Linked DNA regions of Homo sapiens: all the other regions are linked to region 1. Evidence: chromatin loops called from intact Hi-C (ENCODE). Cell type or tissue: mammary epithelial cell. All regions are shown on one strand. Region 1 overlaps SLC44A3-AS1 (SLC44A3 antisense RNA 1). Region 2 overlaps SLC44A3-AS1 (SLC44A3 antisense RNA 1). Region 3 overlaps SLC44A3-AS1 (SLC44A3 antisense RNA 1). Region 4 overlaps SLC44A3-AS1 (SLC44A3 antisense RNA 1).

Region 1 (5,000 bases):
TGTGGTAAGTCAAGGACTTCCATGAGAATTAATTTTCACATGCATACATCCCCCAAAGATATATTTTGTCTTTCATTTATTGGAAGATATGAAGAAATTACATGATAATTAAGCTGAAAAATATGCAATGTGGCGATGACTAAGCAAACACCTCAGCTTTCATGATCGCCATTATCATAGCTGACTGGAGTCCCCAGGAATGCATTCATTCAGAGTCAAACCCGCGTTGAGAGCCTACCATGTGCCAAGCCCCATGCTAGGCATTTTTCTGAGGATGGGTTGGGAGTGGGGAGTGGAGATAAAGATCAAGAAGACATGACCCTTGACCTTAAGGAGATCCCAATCTAGTGGAGGAATCATAACTTTCTCATCTGAAAGTTCATCTAGCCCTGCAAGGCAGTGCATGGTGAGCATGCATTTCAGGATGCACCTTGTATGATCTCTGTGGACGAGAGGGGTCTGGGGCCTCCAAGGGAGGTAGGCCTTGAGCTGGTCTTGAAGAAGATTAGAATATGGAAAACTGGGTCTCATAGAGGGGAGACAATCACCAATCTCCTTCCTCTGATCGCTAATCAGAGAGAAATTAAATTCGTAGGGCTTGGTGGTGCAGACCTGTAATCCTAGCACTCTGGGTAGCTGAGACAGGAGCCAGCTTGCCTTCCTGCCTTCCTTCCTTCCTTTCTTTCCTTCTCTCTCTCTCTCTCTCTTCTTACGAGACAGGGTTTCCCTCTGTCGCCCAGGCTGGAATGCAATGTTGCAATCATGGCTAACTGCAGTCTTGACTTCCAGGACTCCAACAACCCTTCCAACTCAGCCTCCCGAGTAGCTGGGACTACAGGCATGCACCACCACACCTAACTAACTTAAATTATTATTATTATTATTATTATTATTATTATTATTTGTAGAGACAAGGTCTCACTATGTTGCCTAACCTATACACCTCTGGAGCAGCTCCTGGGGTTCCCTCCTCCTAACACATACAGCCCAAAATGACTTAGCCAGCAAGAAGGAAGAAAGGAGCCAATGACAAGAGCATGCTTATGATGAGCCAGGCATTCTTCTAATCACATTACCCACAACTCTAACCTCCCCCCGACTCTGCCAGGCAGGAGCAATTGCAATTGCTCACTTCTAGTAATCAAGGAGCAGAAGTGCAAAGATTTTCTAAGTCACACACAGTTAATAGGCAGCAAAGACCAACCACCCTGATAGGTCTGATGCTTTGTACTACTCAGACACAACCAAGTGTGGACAAGGAGGGCCTCAGAGAACTGGATCAGGTGTCCTCATGGGTCTCTCTTCACTGCAGGAGGATAAGAGAAAGAATCTCCAGTGTTCTATTGAATCCAAGCAGGAGCAGATTATTTAGGGAAGCCTGGGGCGGCAGTCCTTTAGAACTGGAAGGAAACTCGAAAAATGTCCAGTTCAACCTTGTTTTACAGAAGAGGGAACTGAGGCTTAGAGAGGTAAAGTGATTTGTCCAAAGTTAAGTGATGCCTACATAGTTTATGGCTCTTCTCCCCACAGTGTACTGCAAATCCTACATCCATGACCTTCATGGACACCAGGCAAATTAGGGTATGCCCTTTCTTGCAGGTCTTCTCTGTGTCTGTCTGGGTTCAAGAAGCAGGAAATGATGGAAAGTGCTCTGTGTTGACAAGGGACTTGTCCATTCTGGGTCCTTTGCTCTCCTCCAGGTCACAAACTCCCCACCTGATGTTCTCCCCTTTCATTCCCACTCTGCTTTCAGGAAAGGGTTGGACAGGTGACACCTTGGTAGGAATTTAAATCATATCATTGGGCACTATATTCATTTAGGCTGTCTCTCCAATCATCAATGAAAAACTTCATCCTCATCAAAGAGACTTCAGTCCCAGCCACAGATTGGTTTTTTGGAGGGGTGGGGTGGGGAGGGGGCGGGTGGTGACAGCAAGGCTAGGAGGGAGGGGGTCATGGGTGAGATCTGATATGCTTAATAGAGCAGCAGTCACTCCAATCAGCTTTGTACCCTGAGGATCTTATCCAAGTTGGTTTTCGTGTCGGAGCTCAACACCGCCTTACAGAAGATGTTTTGGTGATGAAATAAGAGCTTTCGTATCTGTTTAGGCAGCTGGCGCATTTCCGCAAGCCTCCTGACCTGAGCAGGCTGAGTCAGGGACAGGCCTATTTGTTAGATAAACTCAGAGAGTTACAGGTTTCTCAAGACTTTATAAATCCATCCCGTGTGCGAGTACTTCCCTTTCCTTAAATGGATTATTAGAAAAGATTGGATGCAAATCAAGAATTCAATTTCTAACCAAGCAAATTTCCACCCACACAGAGAACTCATTTTAGCGTAGGCAACTTCTAATAAATAAAAGATTTTCTTCAACTCCGAGACTGACTTCTCATTAAAATGAGGTGGGACTCTACAGGGGTCTTTTAAGGGTCCCTGTCTGGGTGCTGAAATCCAACATGTCATAGTTTAAAAACACCGTAGACACACTAAATGAACCTATGTACTCTCATTTGCTGCTCACACCTTCCCTGGGATGAAGGCTGCTGAGTGAGCTCTACGCTTGGCAAGGAAATGTGGAGCAGGTTGTACCCGAGAACGTCCATAATTCCACCTCTGATCAGACAGGTGTGGCATCAAATCCTGGCCCAGACACAAAAGCTGTTTGACTTTGGACAACATACTTAATCTCCCTGAGCCTGGGACTCTTCTAGGTCTTGAAAACAGGGGCACTAACACCCACCTCCCAGTGCTGCTGTGAAGACCACACAAGATACCTTTATAAAGCCCCTGGATATAGTAATCACTCTGTTTCTTGCTAGCAATTATTATGTAAGGAACTTTTCTAAACATGTGTTTCTCTTTTCACATGAGGTTTTTTCCTGAGCATGTGGAAAACTATGATGGTAGATGTTTTGGAAAACACAGAAAACCATAAAAAAGAAAATAAAAATTGTCTGTGTTCCCAACACTCAAAAAGAATCACTATTAACATTTTGATATGCTTTAATTTCATAACATCCACACAGATGCACACATACTTCTATATAGTCACACACATATAATTTTGTGGTTGAGAATGTGTGCTGTTTTCTTTTTTCACCTAACATTATATTTTGAGCATTTTCTTATATAATTAAAAATTCTTAAAAACATCATATTCAACAGTTTCAAAATAATAATATTTTCTGTCTTAATTTCATTGTATACAATTCTTTGTGTTTCTGATTATTTCATATTTTTCTTTTTATTCCTAATTTTGCAGATGAATCGACTGATCAAAGCACATGAACTTTTTAAAAAAGAGTAATAAGTTTACTTAAATAAAGAAAGCTTAAATTATACAGAACTGAAAATATTAGAAATCTATATCTAATTAAATGTGTATAAATTAGCCAACTCCATAGACATTTCTAGTTGAGCATTCGTAAAAATACATATTAATTCTTTCCTTTTATTTAGAGATAACACATGCCTACATAACATAATGACCCTGGCCAAAAAAAAAATCAGATGATAAAAATATTCTCAAGTTGTGAAAATGATGTGAAAAACATTTCAGTGACAACATTCTTCATGAATATAAACCTCTGATTTAATTCCTCTGATTTACCTTTGAACATGCAGAAGCATGATGGTTTTAAATTTTTTTTTAATGTGGTGGTCAGGATTATCATCAAGCAAATATTTTACAGATATTGGTATCATAACACATCAGCTTATTAACATTTAAGGCTTTTTGCATGCACAATATCTCATTGTGAGAAAAACAATTTTAATATTGGTTATTTGCCATAATTTTTTAAACTTTCAAAGCCTTTTCAACATAAGAGAATGGCTGCACACATTTTCTTATAGAATATAATCTTTAAAAAATTAACTAAGATTGGTCTTTATGGTTCCTAGTAATAAGTCCTTGTCTTATTTTTTCATATAGTATAAATTATACGCTTATGTAATATGCAGGACTGCATTAAGACCCAGTAGTTCCTAAACAATGTTACCAAATAACCACATAAATCCCAAATGCACCAAAGTTCAAGTATCTTTGTAGTATCCTTCCACCTAATTGAAGTTGAAGCTGTTCCTTTTGGGTATTTTTCTACTTCAGTATGAAGTATATTGTTAGAATTTCATTAGTGGGTTCATTATGTGGCTTTTTAAAGACAAAAGTGGTTTTGATTTCTCCGATAGTTCACAATTCTGACGAGACATTTTCTTGGAAGTCATATAGTCAAGAGATGCTTTGAATAACAAAACACTCTTTAGTAGCTGTAATCTCTCAATGCCACTGTTACAAATGAGTGTTTATATCCTTGGCTATAATAGCAGTATTTCCCAGATGGCTTCCCTGTTCCCACAATACACTTCATTGTTTTAAAATCTGAATATTTCCATTATTATAATTTGTTTGATTATAATCCTGACCACCACATTTTAATGACTGATTGAATCCAGTTTAAACCAATTATTACATATTTTCTTCAAATTTGCTTTTAAGTAGTGACTTTGCTAGTGGTACCAAATCTATACAGCAGCCATGTAAGGTGTATTGCTTTTCTTCCTGTAAACTATTGGTGAGCACGAGAAGGCAATCCACCAAACTCCAAGATCTCCTATCCTCACCAAATAAGGTACAAATTCACTCACACATCTTTTTCTGCAAAAAATTAAAGCTACTTTCAATCTCAAATTCATGTTCAGCAGAACTTGTGCAACTGTTTCATGGTCCTGCGAAACCTTAGGGAAAGCCCGCCATATTTTGATAATAGGCTGTCTAAAAAATCAGAATCACTGGAGTTAACCAGATATATTTAACTATCATGGTGTAATTTTTCTGGCAGGTGGCCTGCACAAGCCAGTTCATTTTCTTTACTTGTCATGCCCACAGCCCCCACTTGAAGAGGAATGTTCCTTTCCATAGGAAAGATTTGAGATTTGGAAAAAAATGATGAACTTTCTTTCTGCAATAGGTGCCCTTACGTAGTTTATGTGGGCATTT
Region 2 (5,000 bases), 66 kb after region 1:
GTCTCTGCTTCCAAAATGGCACCTTGCTGCTGCGTCCTCTTCAGGGGAGGAACACTGTGTGTCACCGAACAGAAGAGCAGAAGGGCAAACCCACTCCCTCAAGCCCTTCTATAAGGCCCCAGTCCCATCCATGAGGGCTCCACCTTCATTACTTAATCACCTAAAGCAGGGTTCCCAAGCCCTGGACCACCAACCAATACAGGTTCATGTCCTGTTAGGAACCAGGCCACACAGCGGGAGGTGGGGGCAAGCGAGCAAGCGAAGCTTCATTTGTATTTATAGCCACTTCCCATCCCTCGCATTACGGCCTGAGCTCCACCCTCTGTCAGATCAGCAGCAGCATTAGATTCTCTATGGGACTAGGAACCCTACTGGAACTATGCATGCGAGGGATCTAGGTCGTGCTCTTCTTATGAGAATTTAACTAATGCCTATGATCTAGCATGGAACAGTTTCATCCCCAAACCATCCCCACCCCTCCAACCTGTTGAAAAATTGTCTTCCACAAAACTGGTCCCTGGTGCCAAAAAGCCTGGGGACCACTGACCTAAAGGACTCGCTCCTTAATGCTATTACATTAGAAATTAAGTTTCAACATGAATTGTGGAGGAGACACACATTCAAACCATAACAATACTTATACTAAAATAATTACATGTTGTTTATCTGAAATTCAAATTTAACTTGGAATCCCGTATTTTATCTGGCAACCCTAGATTTTGGCTTAAGGAGTGGAAAGGAGACCGATGTGGCCACAATGGAGGAAGCAAGGAGAAGATGGAGGGAGATGAGGTTGGGGAAATTTGGAGAGGAGAGGGTGGTTGACATTTCAAACACAGAGAAGCCATCTAGGTATGCTTCCAGCTCTTCCAGTGGAATTGTCTCCACCTGTCCAAGAGAGAAACCCATGCTGAGGGCTGTGAAAGAGGAAATAGGAAAGAACATAGCACAGGGAACTCAATCTAGACTGAGTCCTAAAGTGGTTCAAGTCTGCAGCATCCCTTCTTCGAACGAGGTAAGATTCTTTGGAAACCCTGGGGTATCAACTAGGTCTTGGCTCCTTCACCCAGCAGAGCAGCTGGGTCCTGAGCAGACAAACTGAGGGAGGTGGAGTGGGGGCATGACCTGGGAGCCCAGAGGTTAGATTATCTCAAGACAGGTAAGGTGGGGGGATAGAGTCAGCAAATTCTCAGGGATCCAGAATCCTTGGTGGCTGGCTGTGGGCATCCTGGGAGGGGACAGATCAGCCCAGGGAGTCAAGAATTTGCCATTGGCCAGGACAGTTTATTTGAGAATCTGAACTGGAAGCAAACCTTGGTGACAGATCTGAGCTGTAAGTATTAAGGTTGAAACAGAAAACACCCTTTGAGGTTAAGATGTATATAAACCATTGGGCCTCATGCTGGCCGACTTTGGGATCTGGGGAAAAGCAAGATAAACCTAGGTAGACATTTCAAGGAAATTCTGCTTTAGCCCCTGACGCCTACTTCATAGTAGATGTTTAGTCCCTGAGGATTAAATGAGATGATGTATGTAAATCACCACGCTTGGTACATTGGTAAGTATGACATTAAATGGTAAATGTCCCTTCTTCATTATACTGCTGTTCCCAAATCTGGGACCTGAAGGGAGCTTAAGACACCCCCTACCCCCTTGGCCTGCACACATATACACACACACACACACACAGACACACACACACATATATGAGAGAAACTGCATGGTTAGATCTGAGCACTACAACTGAATCTCTTCCCTTTCTTGTAGATAGTGAGCTGGTAAGATTAAAATGCCTGGCACATAGCAGCTGCCCAATAAATATTGCTATATAAGTAAAAAGGAAATAAGTGGCCTTATTCTCTCTGTTCTCCCAGAGTTCAATTTTTCACTTTCAACCCGACAAAAAAGGAAGTAGGGCTGCCCGAGTGGGGCTATGGAGAATCAGGAGCAAACTGCTCCCCGCCCTTCCCAGTTCAGGGGTGTTGCTTCATCGCCCGACTGACACGCAGGCCAGAGAAGCAGCTGACTCCCCGCAGAGCTGCTGCCTTATAAGGACATTGGCCAGGCCTGCCAGGTGTGTCATCCCAAAGCCCTGTGATGGCCCCAGTGAGTCAAGGCCAGGGTGGATTTAAAAAACTCAGAAAAGCCATATGGGCAGCAAGTGAGAGTTTTCTCACTTCCTTTCCTCCTCACATGTTTCCATATGTTTTAAATTATTATCCCATTTACCACTTACCTCTGCAATTGGGAAAACAGAGAATAGAGTTTTTGATTTAGAAAAGAGGTACTCATAAGCTATTACTCCAGTAGCAAAGGAAATTCTCTCTCTGATTTTCTGGTGGGTTGCTGGCGGGGAGTGAGCTGATGAAATGAAGAAAGTATAGCCTGCGGAGAAGTCCCCTTAAGAATGAATATGTGGTGGCCCCTCCAGGACAAGGCAGGATCCAGCAGCGTAGAGAGCTGCCTCCATCCCAGGGCAGTGCGGGGAGACCCAGTCTCCCTCTGCTGAGGGAGGACTTGATGCTCGCAAAGGCAAGCCAGCAATGGGCAGGGAGACTTGGAGAAAAGTGGTCCTTTTGAAAGATATGAAGGCCCAAGAAGGGGCAGTGGTACTGAACAGAAGTGGCATAGAATCATAGCCAAGAAATTGGGCTTTGAAATCTCACAGACCTGGATTTGAGCCCCAAATTTGCCAACTTTAGCTGGGTGAACTAGAGCAAGTTAGTTCTTTTTTTTTTTGAGACAGAGTCTTGCTCTGTTGCCCAGGCTGAAATGATCATAGCTCACTGCAGCCTCGACCTGAGTAGCTGGGACCATAGGCACACCCCACCATGCCCAGCTAATTCGTTTTTATTTTTTGTAGAGACGGGGTCTTTCTATGTTGCCCAGGCTGATCTTGAACTCCTGGGCTCAAGCGATCCTCTCACATTGGCTTTCCAAAGTGCTGAGATTACACCATGCCTGGCCTTCATCTTTGTAAATCTCCATGGCCTACTGTGTGAAGTATTTGTTCATTTAGGAAATACCTACAGAGCATTTCAATGCCTTGCTCACTTTAGCTCATCAGAGCAAACCAGTGAAGTAGATTCTATTATTATCTCCATTTTACAGGTGAGGAAAATAGGTGACTTGCCCAAGGCCACACAGCTAGTAACTAGGAGAACTGAAATTTGACCCCAGGCAGTCAGGCACCAGGGTCTGCAGTCCCAAGTTTAAACTATGCCAAGAGGCTATAATTGCACCTGCTTTGCCTGATGGAATTCTGGAGGACTAAGTGGACCAGGGCATGTAAAAAGCTCTTATCACAGTGCCTGAAACATGGTCAAACTCAGTGAATGCTACCTATTATCATTTGTCTGTTATTTGTGAGGATTGCCCAGAAGTGGATCCTGAGAGGAAGGGTCCTGTGCAAGTGACTTAGTAAAGACAAGCTCCCAAAGAAACGGGTCTGGTACGGGAATGGGGCAAGTCGGCAGGGGACTGAGAAGAAGCCAAGCAAGGGTGCAACTGCAGGCAAGGTCTCACAAGGGAGTGTGTGAGATTTCTGAGTTTGTCCCCATGGAGACAAGGGAGCTGGGCTTTGTGGCGTTAAACTGTTGGTCTCTGGCTAAGGGATGCCCTAAAAAGATGGAAACTTCCTGGCATGTCTGGGCTCTGCACCTGTGGGCAAAGCAGTGTAGTAACCAGATGGCAGTCTTCCAAAGAGAGTCACGGGTATGGGGCTGTTTGAAGCAAAAGCACCAAAAAGCACTGGCGGAGTTCACAGAAACAGCAAAAATAGATCCAAAGGCCTCTGAGGGAGCAGGAACTGAGCCCACCCAAGACCACCCCTTGCATCACTCAGACCAGCTCACATCTTCCATTCTGTGAACTTCATTCCGCCACTGCGCCTTCAAGAGGGTGGACACTCACAGTTTCTGGGGGAAAACTTAACAAGATAAGAGTTAGTGAGACAAGATACATCTCTTCTCACACAAGTTTATGTAAACCATTCACACAAGTTTCTACAAAAGAATATTAATTGTGCCAGACACAGTGGCTCATGCCTGTAATTCCAGCACTTTGGGAGGCCGAGGAAGGCCGATCACCTTAGGTCAGGAGTTCGAGACCAGCCTAGCCAACGTAGTGAAACTCTGTCGCTACTAAAAATACAAAAATTAGCTGGGCGTGGTGGCACGCCCCTGTAATCCCAGCTACTCAGGAGGCTGAGGTGGGAGAATCGCTTGAATCTGGGAGGTGGAGGTTGCAGTGAGCCAAGATCACACCACTGCACTTCAGCCTGGGTGGCAGAGTGAGACTCCATTTCAAAAAAAAAAGAATATAAAGAATATTAATTGCAACATTAATAATAGCTAAAATGCAAATAAGTCAAACTTATTTGATCTCTAGGGATCAAACTTAGATCTCTAGGGATTTGCTTTTTTCTTTTAACAATTGCATAATATTCTATGGTATGGCTGCATACCATGATTTATTCAACTAAGCCACTGATTTATTATTATTCATTTAACCAAGCCACTACTGATGAAAGTTTGACTTACTTGCATTTGAGCTATTATTAACAATGTTGCAATTAATATTCTTTTACATAAATTTGTGTGAGTGGTTAACATAAACCTTTGCAGTGGTCCCTTGGCTGTGGCTGATATTCATCATCTCCCTGCTCTGCCACTCTTTCTAGAATCCCTCCACTCCCAGCAAGTACTTCTGGCGGTGTAGGTGGCTTGCTTGATGAGGTGATGCAGACTTTTAGCCCTAAAGGGTTTATCTCCCACACTCTAAAAAACATGAATCCTAACAGGTATCCAGAGTTGTCGCCCCTTCCATCTTAACAGGTTCAGTCAACATAAAGTCACCAATATGGTGGACAAAGTACACTGTACTTTCAGTTTCCTAAGAAAGGAAAAAGATGAAATTCCATTAGCCATAGTCAAATGAGCACGCCATCAATACCAAGAAAAACTGTAAACTCGTATTAATTAACCTGTTGTGATTTGGTT
Region 3 (5,000 bases), 93 kb after region 1:
TACAAGATTAGGAATCATAAGATCTGGGTCTTAATCCCTACTTTACTACTTTCAAGCTGAATGATCAGGGACAATTTATTGATTACCGCTGAGCATCGGTTTTCTCATCTCACATGGAAATTACAGGGCTATTGTGAGTAATTATGTTTTAACTGTTAATCTCTACAAAAATGTAGTTCGACCACAGGCATTTCCAAAGAGTCTCATCACCCAGATCCTGGGAAGAACCTGGCTTCTCTACTCAAGTCAAGTTGGACAGCCATTGCTGAGGCTGTCCAAAGACAATGTTCTCTTTCTCATAACATCAGCGATGACACAGGGAAAGCGAGCATGTCAGGCCATGGGGCTGCTTCTCTAATAGGCTGGCCATGTTTGGAACATAGGTCTGGGCCTCTTTTGGCCAGTAACCACAAGGACAGGACGAACAGACGCAAGGGCATGCCTCCAAGTGGCTGGCCAGCACCCGGGGGCTTTGGAACACTGTGGTTAACCTCAGGGCCTGGCAGGAGGGAAAAGTCCTAGCTCCCAAGTTAGTCGCTTCCACAAAAGTAAACCAAAATGAGTCATATGAAGATGGAGAAACCACCAGAGACAGCTTTCCATGTAAGGATCACAGTAAAGAATAAAAGCCAGCAATGGGAGAACTCTAAGCCCTTGGATGGCTGATGTTTCCTTCTTAGTCAGTATGTGAGATGTGTGGCCAGACACGAGCATGGGTATGTGTGTGTGTGCAGTGAGGGAAATCTGTGTGTATTCTTCTGCCTCCTCTGTGGCTGGTTTGCCAGCTGCTGCTCAACATCATTCAAGTGGATTGGAAACTTATACAGTAGTATTATTAGAGGGTGACCCTGGTTCTTTTTGATATTACAAAATTGCCCTTTAAAAAGCTTTTCTTGCTTTGACTCTGAGAGGGGGCATGGAGTGGGGTCCATATATTCTACCTGTGCACATATGCATGTAAATATGAGTGGATAAGCAAGGACAGCCAGAGCTCTTGAAAGTAAATGTCTCAGTAGACGGGTTGGAAGACAAAATTGAGGAAATAGTCCCAAATGTAATGAAGAAAGGATGGAAATTATGAGGGAAAAGTTGAAAGAAATGTAGGATCATTTCACAAAGTCCAACATCCATCTAGCAGGATTCCAGAAAAAAAAAAGTGAAGATGAGGGGAAACATTATCAAAGGAAAGACAAGAATTTCAGACTGGAAGGACCCACCGAATATTGAGCAAAAAGAGTAAAAAGGGACCCATATACACTGTGATAAAATTTAGAAATATAAAAATAATATTCTCAGTGATTTCAGAAAGTAGATACTCTAGAAAAATAAGAATTAGCCCAAGCTTTGCCTTCTTGTCAGTAATTTTGGATGCCAGAAGAGTAACCTAGTGAAGCAATCGATGCCTTTGTAGTACCAAGGGAATTTGATTTTCCATTTAGAATCATCAATCCCAGTCAAACCATTCAAATGTCAGAGCAAATAGTTTTTCAGAACCACACTACTTGATCCTTCAGTAAATAATATGTATACAGTTATATTATAAAAATTCATTATTGATTTTTGTTCTTCAGAATTAACCTATAGACAAAATAAAAACTCAACTGTTTATCCCCCTATTCTGAAAGATTACCTGTGTGCACACTCCAGTAAGATAAAAGAGGAATCTAAGAAAAAGAAATTCATAGGATCCAAGAAACATTAGAAATAATTTAAGGATGTAATTAAAATTTTAGAAAAATACGATGGTAACTGTGGTACATACCTAGAAGATGATGAGACAAAATTAGGTCATTCAAAATGGTATGCTTAAGAATCTGGATGATCTTCATGATATGGTAAAGAGGATGTATGTGTCTATTGTCAATTACTTTAAAAACGAAAAGCAAATAGGAGCCCCAGAATAAAACAAAAATCAGAATTAGAAGCAACCTAAATTAGGACATAGTTTGGAAAAACTGATTAGGGTAGGAAAAGAGAATTCATTTTCTTTTGCATTGCCTAGGATTATTTATTTCTTACTTCATTCTTCAGTAAATAATTTTTATATATTCACAGGATTGACATTGGGGAAGAAACTGTATATTGGTTTTCAATATTTAGAATCAAATTTTAAACAAAGCAGGGAAGACTTAACTATGGTTTCAGAGTAGAATATAATTATTACAAACCCAGTAAATACAAAAGAGAATCCAGGAAAGGCAGAAGTTAGAAGGTGAAGGAAGTAGGAAGGGTGGAGGGGAAAATGGGGTAATGAGTTCCTCATTTTTCTTGTAAGGAATCAAGTGGAATACAGTCTAAAATTATGAAGATGGAAAGACACAGAGGCAGTGGAGGATAACACACACCCTCATGTGGCAGGAGTCAATAAATACTGTTGAAAGTTGATAAATCAAAAAAGAGAGGTATAAGCATATTACTCAGTATTTTGTGGCAACCACCTAACGAACTGAAACCAGAACTGGTTAAAGTGGATTGCCGTTGGGAGTGGGAGGGAGTGAGGACAAGGAGAAGGAGACTTTGCATAGTGTTTTGTCCTATTTGAGTGTAACTTCCATCACATGTGGGCATTACTTTTAAAATAAAACTGGGAAGAAGAATAAGATTACCAAGCGTTGACATTGGGGAAGAAACAGAAGCTTTTATACCCTGTTTGCAAGAGTGAAAACTGAATTGGTCCAAGCTTTTTTTAAAAAAAGTCATGAAATGCTGAGAAAACTTGAAGTTATGTGTGTGCCTTTAGGAGTTCTATTTTAAGTAAGACATGGAAGTTTTAATACACTTATGCTGCAAACTGGGAAGTGCTAGGGAACCCACATCCTCCCCATCAGCCTGGCTGGAGCCATCTGGGACAAGCATCTATTTGTTACAGAAATTTTATACAGCAGGAGCTTGAGAGTGACTCTGTCACTTACCTCATGAATGCACAAACTCCTGAGAAGAGGAGCCGGAGGGAACGGCAGTGGCCTTTCCTGAAGAAATGAGGGATGCTTTTCTCTCACAACTTCATGGCAGGCCACAATTTTGTCTTACACCATATTGTCACAGGAAGAAATGCTGCCTGCGGAGACTCAAGAACAGGACACAGACCAAACAGGAAAATCCCAATGAGACCATGGATCCCTGGAGGGGATCCTCTTTTGCAACCCTCAAAGGCAAAGCACTTTGCAGGCAGTAGGCATTTATATTAGTGTGCTAGGGCTGCCATAACAGAATAGCATACACTGGGGGTGCTTACACAACAAATATTTATTTTCGTACAGTCCTGGAGGCTCAAGTTTGAGATTAAGGTGCACCAGGATTGGTTTCTGGTAAGGCCTCTCTTCCTGGCTTGCAGACAGCCACCTTCTTGGTGTGTCATCACATGACTTTTTCTCTGTGTATACAAAGAGAGAGAGAGATCTCTAGTGTCTCTTTTTATAAGGACACCAGTCCTATCAGCTTAGGATCCAATCCTTATGACCTCATTTAACCTTGATTACCTTCTTGAAGGTGTTATCTCCAAATACAGTCATATTGGTAGTTAGGGCTTCAACATATGAATTTGGAGGTGACACGATTCAGTCCATAACAGTATGGAATAAGCACCTATGGTTATTGAATAATGAATGCTCTGACTGCTTTCCTGGATACATGGGGGCCCTAATTTTTATGCTACATAATGGATGCTGTAAGGAGAAAGAAACTATCCTTCTTGTTCACACCCATCTTTTCCCTCCTCAAGGTGGATGTCATTGCTAATATGATTGCACTGCTAAGGTCATCAAGAGGGCAGTTTTTACAGTGTCCCTATGAGATGGCAGGGACTTGCTCACCCATCACTCAGCAAACATCCACATGTCCATGACCAGCTACTGCCCCCCTCACACCTGGCCCCACATTGGGACCTGGCTCATTCTATCTTCATCACTACCAGCTATGGTCTGAATTTTTGTGTCCCCTTCCTCCACAGATTAATATGTTGAATCCTAATTACCAACTCGATAGTATTAGGAGATGGGACCTTTGAGAAGTGATTAGGTTATAAGGATGGAGCCCTCATGGACCGGATTAATGGAAAGAGAAGAAAAGAAAAGAAAAAAGAAAAGAAAAGAAAAGGAAAGAAAGGGGTCCAGAGAGCTGCCTTGCCCTTCTACTATGTGAGGACACAGCAAGAAGGCATCATCTATGATCCAGGAAGTGGGCCCTCACCAGACACCAAATCTGCTGGTGCTTTGATCTTGAACTTACCAGTCTTCAGAACTGTGAGCAACAAATTTCTGTTGTTTAAAAGCCACCCAGTTTAAGGTATGTTTGTTATAGTCGCCCAAACAGACCAAAATGCTCTCTCTTTCTAACCAAGGGGTAATGAGAGGCTGAGATCTGTATTCATTTTTAGGGGTAAATAATGGGGGCTCCACTTCAGTTTATAGCCTTAATTGTATGCTCTCTGGAGGAGGAGAAAATGGGGATGGGCAGAGATGTAGAATAGATATTGTACACACCCCACAAAAAAATAGCAGCCTTTGTTTTCCATTTGCTGTCTTCTCTCTGTCCTACCATCTGTCCTCAGAGAGAAGAGGCCTCACAGGCAAGAAGAACACGAGAACACAGATGCTCCCAGGGTCCCTGGAAAAATGCCATCAAAATCTAGTGTACATCTGTAACAAAGACAGTTTATTGTTCCAAGAGGCTGCATGTTTCACCTAATAAAGAGTCATATAAACATAAGGAAGCTCTGGCCTCAAGCTACAAATGCATTTGCTCACTGAGTGCCTGACTGGAGGACAGACTGTGCTTCCTGAACAAACCAGAACCATATAAAAACAATCCTCCCTGAGTACACAGGACCCAAAGTGATTTCTCAGGATGCTCATTTCCTTTCACAAGTAGTCCCAGGTAGTATGTCATGTCCAGAGCAGTCCTGGTACTCTCCTAGAACACCACAGCTCAACATCCTTTCGGTTCACTGTCCAGAGGCCTAGCATGCTCATTTCCTCTCTAAACCCCTTGACTCTCAGAAA
Region 4 (5,000 bases), 79 kb after region 1:
ATAAGTAACATGTATGATGAATAGTGGTGAGAGCTAATAAAAAGATAAAGAAGGGAAGGAAAGAGTAAGGGGTGTCATTTTAGATGAATGAACAGGGAGGCTTCACAAAGAGGGGATCGTTGGGTAAAGCCCTGAAGGGGGTGAGGGAGTCAACTTAATCTAAGCAAAGGGCTTTGGAGCTAGGGTACCAGGTGCCAAGGCTCTGCGGTAGGAGAGTTCCTGACAAGTTCTAGGAATTGTGAGGAGACCAATGCCTTTGGAGCAGAGGCACTGAGTCTCCCTCAGTAATGGGAACTCAAAGAGTAGGAGGAGCCAGGTTGCATAGGGCCTTAGGTCTCTGTACAGAGTGGCATGAACCCTGAGTGTGATGTGATTCATCGGAAGATTACAAGGGGAGGCATGACGTGCTGATGTGGCTTTTGACAAGATTCCTCAGGCTGCCACACTGAGAGACATGGCAAATGCATCAGCATGGAGACCAGCAATCTGAACAACTGCTATGGCAATTCTTCAGATAAGAGATTATGGTGGCTGGAGCTTGGGTAGTAGCCATAGAAATGGTAGGAAGTGGTTTATTTGAAATACGTTTTCAAGATGGAACCCATAGGCTTCTAGCCTCCTGGGCTCGGCTGCCTGTTGGACACCTGCATGTTCCCCTCACACCTCAGACTCATCATATCAGAAACTGAACTCATTACCTTTCCCCTAGAAATATTCATCCCTCCTGTACTTTAATCCCTGTTATTACCACTCCCAGCTAGACAGTGGCCCAAGCCAGAAACCTGGGCACCATCCTCGATCCGTCTCTGTCCACCTTCCATTCTGCTTTCTCCTTCTTCATCCCCAACTCCACTGCCTTTAATTCAGTCCCACATCCCTCTGGCCTGGACTCTCAACAGTTTCCCTCCTCTGGCCTGGTTCAGCAAACTCCACAAGGAACCAGGATGATCTTTACTGGAAGCAGACCACATCCATTTAAAACTCTTCTGAGACTCTCTGCTGCCTGCTAAAGAAGTCCAAATTCTCTGGCCCAGAGATGTTCAAAAGAAATACAATGCAAGCCACATACATAATTTAAAATTTTCTAGTAGTCACATTAAAAAAGTAAAACAAAATAAGGTAATTGTAATAACATACATGATTAACCCAATATATCCAAAATATTATCTTAACATGTAATTGTCAAAAGACAAAATAACAACAAATTTAGTTTAATGATCTTAGTTGGATTTTATTTGTGATTCTAGAATGAGGCAACATCTTATTTTATAAAACAGAATAAGTGTTCCAATGGGCTGAGCAGATTTTATAGACAGAAAAGGGCTGAAGAAAGCAGAAACAGAATGAAAAATCAGAGTGGTTGTTTCAAAGCTGCTTTCCTTGTAAAGGTAAAAGCAGAGGGCACTTTCCTCATCATGCTGGCTAAAACTGACTCTTTTGGGGATTAGGCTATTATCTGTCTCTCTCTTGATTTCTCAGAAGGTCAGATAAACAATTTACTTTTGGCTTGATAGGGTGGAACTTCAGCACGCATAACTCCACTTTGGTTTGGTCTGCTGGGCCTAGTGCTCCTGCTCAGTCCAAACCAATGACATCTATAAATTTTATTAACATAAGGAATATTAAAAAGCATTAATGATATAGTTTGCATTCCTTTTTTCATAGTAAGTCTTCAATCTCTGGTGTCTACTTTACCCTCACAGCACATTGCACTTTGGACCAGTCACATTTCAGTCACTGAGGAGCAATGTGTGGCTACACACGGGACAGTGCAGCTCCAGCCAATCAACCACAGCCTTGCCCTTGGTATTCTCTAGCTCCTCTCCAGCCTCATCCCCACCCCCGCCCATGGTCCCTCACCTGCTTGTTTCCTGGGCTGCAGCAGATCTTATCCACACACCAGGTTGTTCATGATTCTCCGCCCTTGCACATCAATTTAGAGGTGTGCTGGAGCACAATCAAGTAAATCTCTTCCCAGCTCCCCATTCAGTGATGCCATATAGCCTGAAGTCAGCCAAGCTGGAAGCATCTATACTACAGAAACTGCAAGCACTCTAACACAGGGTGGAACGGGTGGGCCCATTGTGAAACATTTGCCAGCATATCACTGCATGTAATGACCACCACCCTGCCCTGCCACCACCATGCTCTTCTGCCACCCCTCGTTCACTGGATAAACTTGGCCATCAGTGATCTGTGTATGTTTGCCGCCCTACTAGACTTTAACTTCAGAAAGCAGAGCCTAGATTTTTTTTATCCAGTGCTTGGCATGTAGTAGAGTTCTTTCCTCCTCCTATTTTTCATTATTTTTCTGAACACTCTATTATAATTACCATTGTATATAAAAGACCATCAAGAAAATATGTTTAAAATATAATATGAATCCTGTTTCCTCTACTTACTGGTGTCATGGCCTCAGGCAAGGTACTTAACTGTAATGAATATTTGTTTCCGTATAGGAAAAGAGGTTTAAAAACATATTCACTGCAAAGCTGCTGCAATGATTAAACCATCTAAATTGTTTAGTCCAGTAATGATTACATATCACAATCACTCAAAAATGTTTAGGTGTTATTACTAAGTGTTTAAGTATCTATTGCTTGTATAAAGTAGTTTCTCAAAGCCTTTTTGTTAAAATAAATGTTGAATGAAATTTTAGAAATTCCTCGAGTCCGATTCGGAGAGTATGAGTCAGAATTCCAGCTGCAGACAGATGGCACGTACACTCAAAGGGGTGACTAAGGGTAGTTTATTAAAAGAGTATTTACAAAAGTCTAGGCAAGTTTAAGGGAACCCCAGGGTTGGCAACAGTCCATGACCACCAATCAGCCTGAATGTGCAAGGGAAAGGAACATTTACCTGAATGCAGTAAGAACTGCAGCTACAGGAAAGGTCTATCAACAGGAGCTGCAGCCCTCCTTAAATGAACCCAGCAAGCCATCAGTGGAGGAGGTGGATAGATATCCTGCCTCACTTTCCTCCAGCTCTCCAGAGGATCGCCTGCCAGTGCTTCCCAGTGGCACAACCCAGGGAGCCCATGGCAGACCCTGCAGGCCAGCCACTTGGACAGTGAGCCCGATGGAGAGGGCAGCAGATGGACTGGAGGCCCAAGCAGGGAATCACATACACAGAGAGTCTTCAAGTGGGACAAAACCTCCATCAGCCTACAGGTGTCCAGTTTTGCTTACATATCAAAGACAATAATCATTGATACTGGGCAGTGTTTCTTTGGTTTTAGCCTTGAAGGAAAGAATCAGATAACAAGCATTTATGTGGCTATCTGGTTACTTCTTCTTCTTGTTTTTTTTTTTTTTTGAGACGGAGTTTCACTCTTGTCACCCAGGCTAGAGTGCAATGGCGTGATCTTGGCTCACCGCAACCTCCACCTCCCGGGTTCAAGCGATTCTCCTGCCTCAGCCTCCTGAATAGCTGGAATTACTGGTGCCCACCACCACACCTGGCTAATTTTTGTATTTTTAATAGAGATGGGGTTTCACCATGTTGGTCAGGCTGGTCTCGAACTCCTGACCTCAGGTGATCCACCTGCCTCCACCTCCCAAAGTGCTGGGATTACAGGTGTAAGCCACTGTGCCCGGCCAACTATCTAGTTATTTTATCTGCAAGTGTATTCCCTCAAATATAAGAAAGCTGATTTTACTCTATGACCTTCCACTTTGTTGGCATCTCAGCATTCTTAGAAAAAGTTCTTTTCCATGTCTAACTTAAACAACAGAAATAAGCGCTACAACAGAAATATGTTGTATCTTAAACAGTTCTCCATAGAGCAGAAAAAGAATTGGTATATATAACCTTGATTAAATCACCACTATAGTATTTTTACCTTTACAATTGATCATCACAGTACTTTTCATTTTTGTCCTGTGATCCCCTTTCTAATCATCTATTCAGCTTCTAGCCATGGCCTGTCAGACATCCTACCCATGTCAGAAGAGTGGTTAAAATGCTGGTTTGATTATCTTTGCTTCTTGTGGAAGCCTGGAAAAAGATTTATAATTTTCTTGGAAAGGCCTGGAAGGAGGCTATAATCATTTCCTGGCTTTGTTCTGGAAGCTCTCCAGCTTCTCCACAAAGCCCTTATGCTAGACAGGATGGCCAGGAGATCAGTTTCACTTTCCTATCTATCCTAAGATAGCGGTCTTCTGAGTCTTTCCTTGTTTCTGCTGGCAATTTCTAAATGCAAGGGCTGATGCCCATTCCACAAGAAAGAGATAGGGAAGGAAGGGGGAAGGCAGCAAGTGTCTTGCCAACATTTTGATTCCTTCGGTAGAATGTAAGCTCCATGAGGGCAGGGGCCACATCTACCCACTCACCTCATGACCCCAGCGCTTAGCCTAGTGTCTGGCACATTGAAGGTGCTCAACCCTTTTGTAGAATGAATAAATGAATGAAGGCACACAATGTGCCGAACATTTTAAGATATTGGAGATCTTGTTTTTCAGATGGGAAAATGGAGAGCCCAATATTATTTAAAATGTCAGCAATGGGCAAGGCTTCAACCCCCAGTCTTCTGGCTTTTGCCATCCAGTACATCCCACTACTTCCCATCTAAAATGATGCCTTCCTTTGTCAAGTCACCTTGCTTTACCTTTGCTATTACCTCCCTCAAGTTCAACTTTTCAGTAGCAAGCCTGGACCCACAAGCCCTGCCACGATCAAGAGCCCCTCTCTCCACAGTTAACCCATCTATGTTGCTGTCTCTCATTGGCCTTGCCCCAGGGGTCTTCCCTCTTCTCATCTTAAGATCTGCAGCCTTTTGGGGGGTTTATGAGTGTATTGTAGAAGCTTTTTTTTTTTTTTTTTTTGAGACAGAGCTCTGCCTCCCGGGTTCATGCCATTCTCCTGCCTCAGCCTCCCGAGTAGCTGGGACTACAGGCGCCCACCACCACGCCCAGCTAATTTTTTGTATTTTTAGTAGAGACGGGGTTTCACCATGTTAGCCAGGATGGTCTTGATCTCCTGACCTCGTGATCCACCCACCT

Evidence for each region. A loop is a pair of places that touch in the nucleus more often than their neighbours do. Peaks named below come from ENCODE experiments on the same cell type or tissue, not always from the same donor. Only the 100,000 strongest peaks of a DNase experiment are listed, where the experiment ranks them.
Region 2: a loop joins it to region 1, with 7 times the contacts of the local background. A loop is called at or near these places in 6 of 110 quality-filtered maps.
Region 3: a loop joins it to region 1, with 5 times the contacts of the local background. A loop is called at or near these places in 10 of 110 quality-filtered maps.
Region 4: a loop joins it to region 1, with 5 times the contacts of the local background. A loop is called at or near these places in 5 of 110 quality-filtered maps.

What each region holds. Positions count from the first base shown.
Region 1 is chr1:94,646,263-94,651,262 of GRCh38, forward strand. The region is part of intron 3 of SLC44A3-AS1 (SLC44A3 antisense RNA 1); the gene reads right to left. It also overlaps the pseudogene KATNBL1P2. Among named protein-coding and RNA genes, the nearest start is that of MIR378G, 97 kb to the right of the region's middle. In mammary epithelial cell, no CTCF peak of the experiment used is centred here; DNase peaks (open chromatin) are centred at 129, 679, 2,139 and 2,539; H3K27ac peaks cover 4,066 bases.
Region 2 is chr1:94,711,874-94,716,873 of GRCh38, forward strand. All of the region lies in intron 2 of SLC44A3-AS1 (SLC44A3 antisense RNA 1), which reads right to left. Among named protein-coding and RNA genes, the nearest start is that of MIR378G, 32 kb to the right of the region's middle. RefSeq lists an enhancer at 1-676 and a silencer at 2,103-2,152. In mammary epithelial cell, no CTCF peak of the experiment used is centred here; a DNase peak (open chromatin) is centred at 2,048; H3K27ac peaks cover 1,442 bases.
Region 3 is chr1:94,739,357-94,744,356 of GRCh38, forward strand. The region is part of intron 1 of SLC44A3-AS1 (SLC44A3 antisense RNA 1); the gene reads right to left. Among named protein-coding and RNA genes, the nearest start is that of MIR378G, 4.0 kb to the right of the region's middle. In mammary epithelial cell, a CTCF peak has its summit at 2,337; DNase peaks (open chromatin) are centred at 445 and 4,655; H3K27ac peaks cover 1,036 bases.
Region 4 is chr1:94,725,396-94,730,395 of GRCh38, forward strand. All of the region lies in intron 2 of SLC44A3-AS1 (SLC44A3 antisense RNA 1), which reads right to left. Among named protein-coding and RNA genes, the nearest start is that of MIR378G, 18 kb to the right of the region's middle. RefSeq lists an enhancer at 3,046-3,546. In mammary epithelial cell, no CTCF peak of the experiment used is centred here; DNase peaks (open chromatin) are centred at 386 and 2,676; H3K27ac peaks cover 3,110 bases.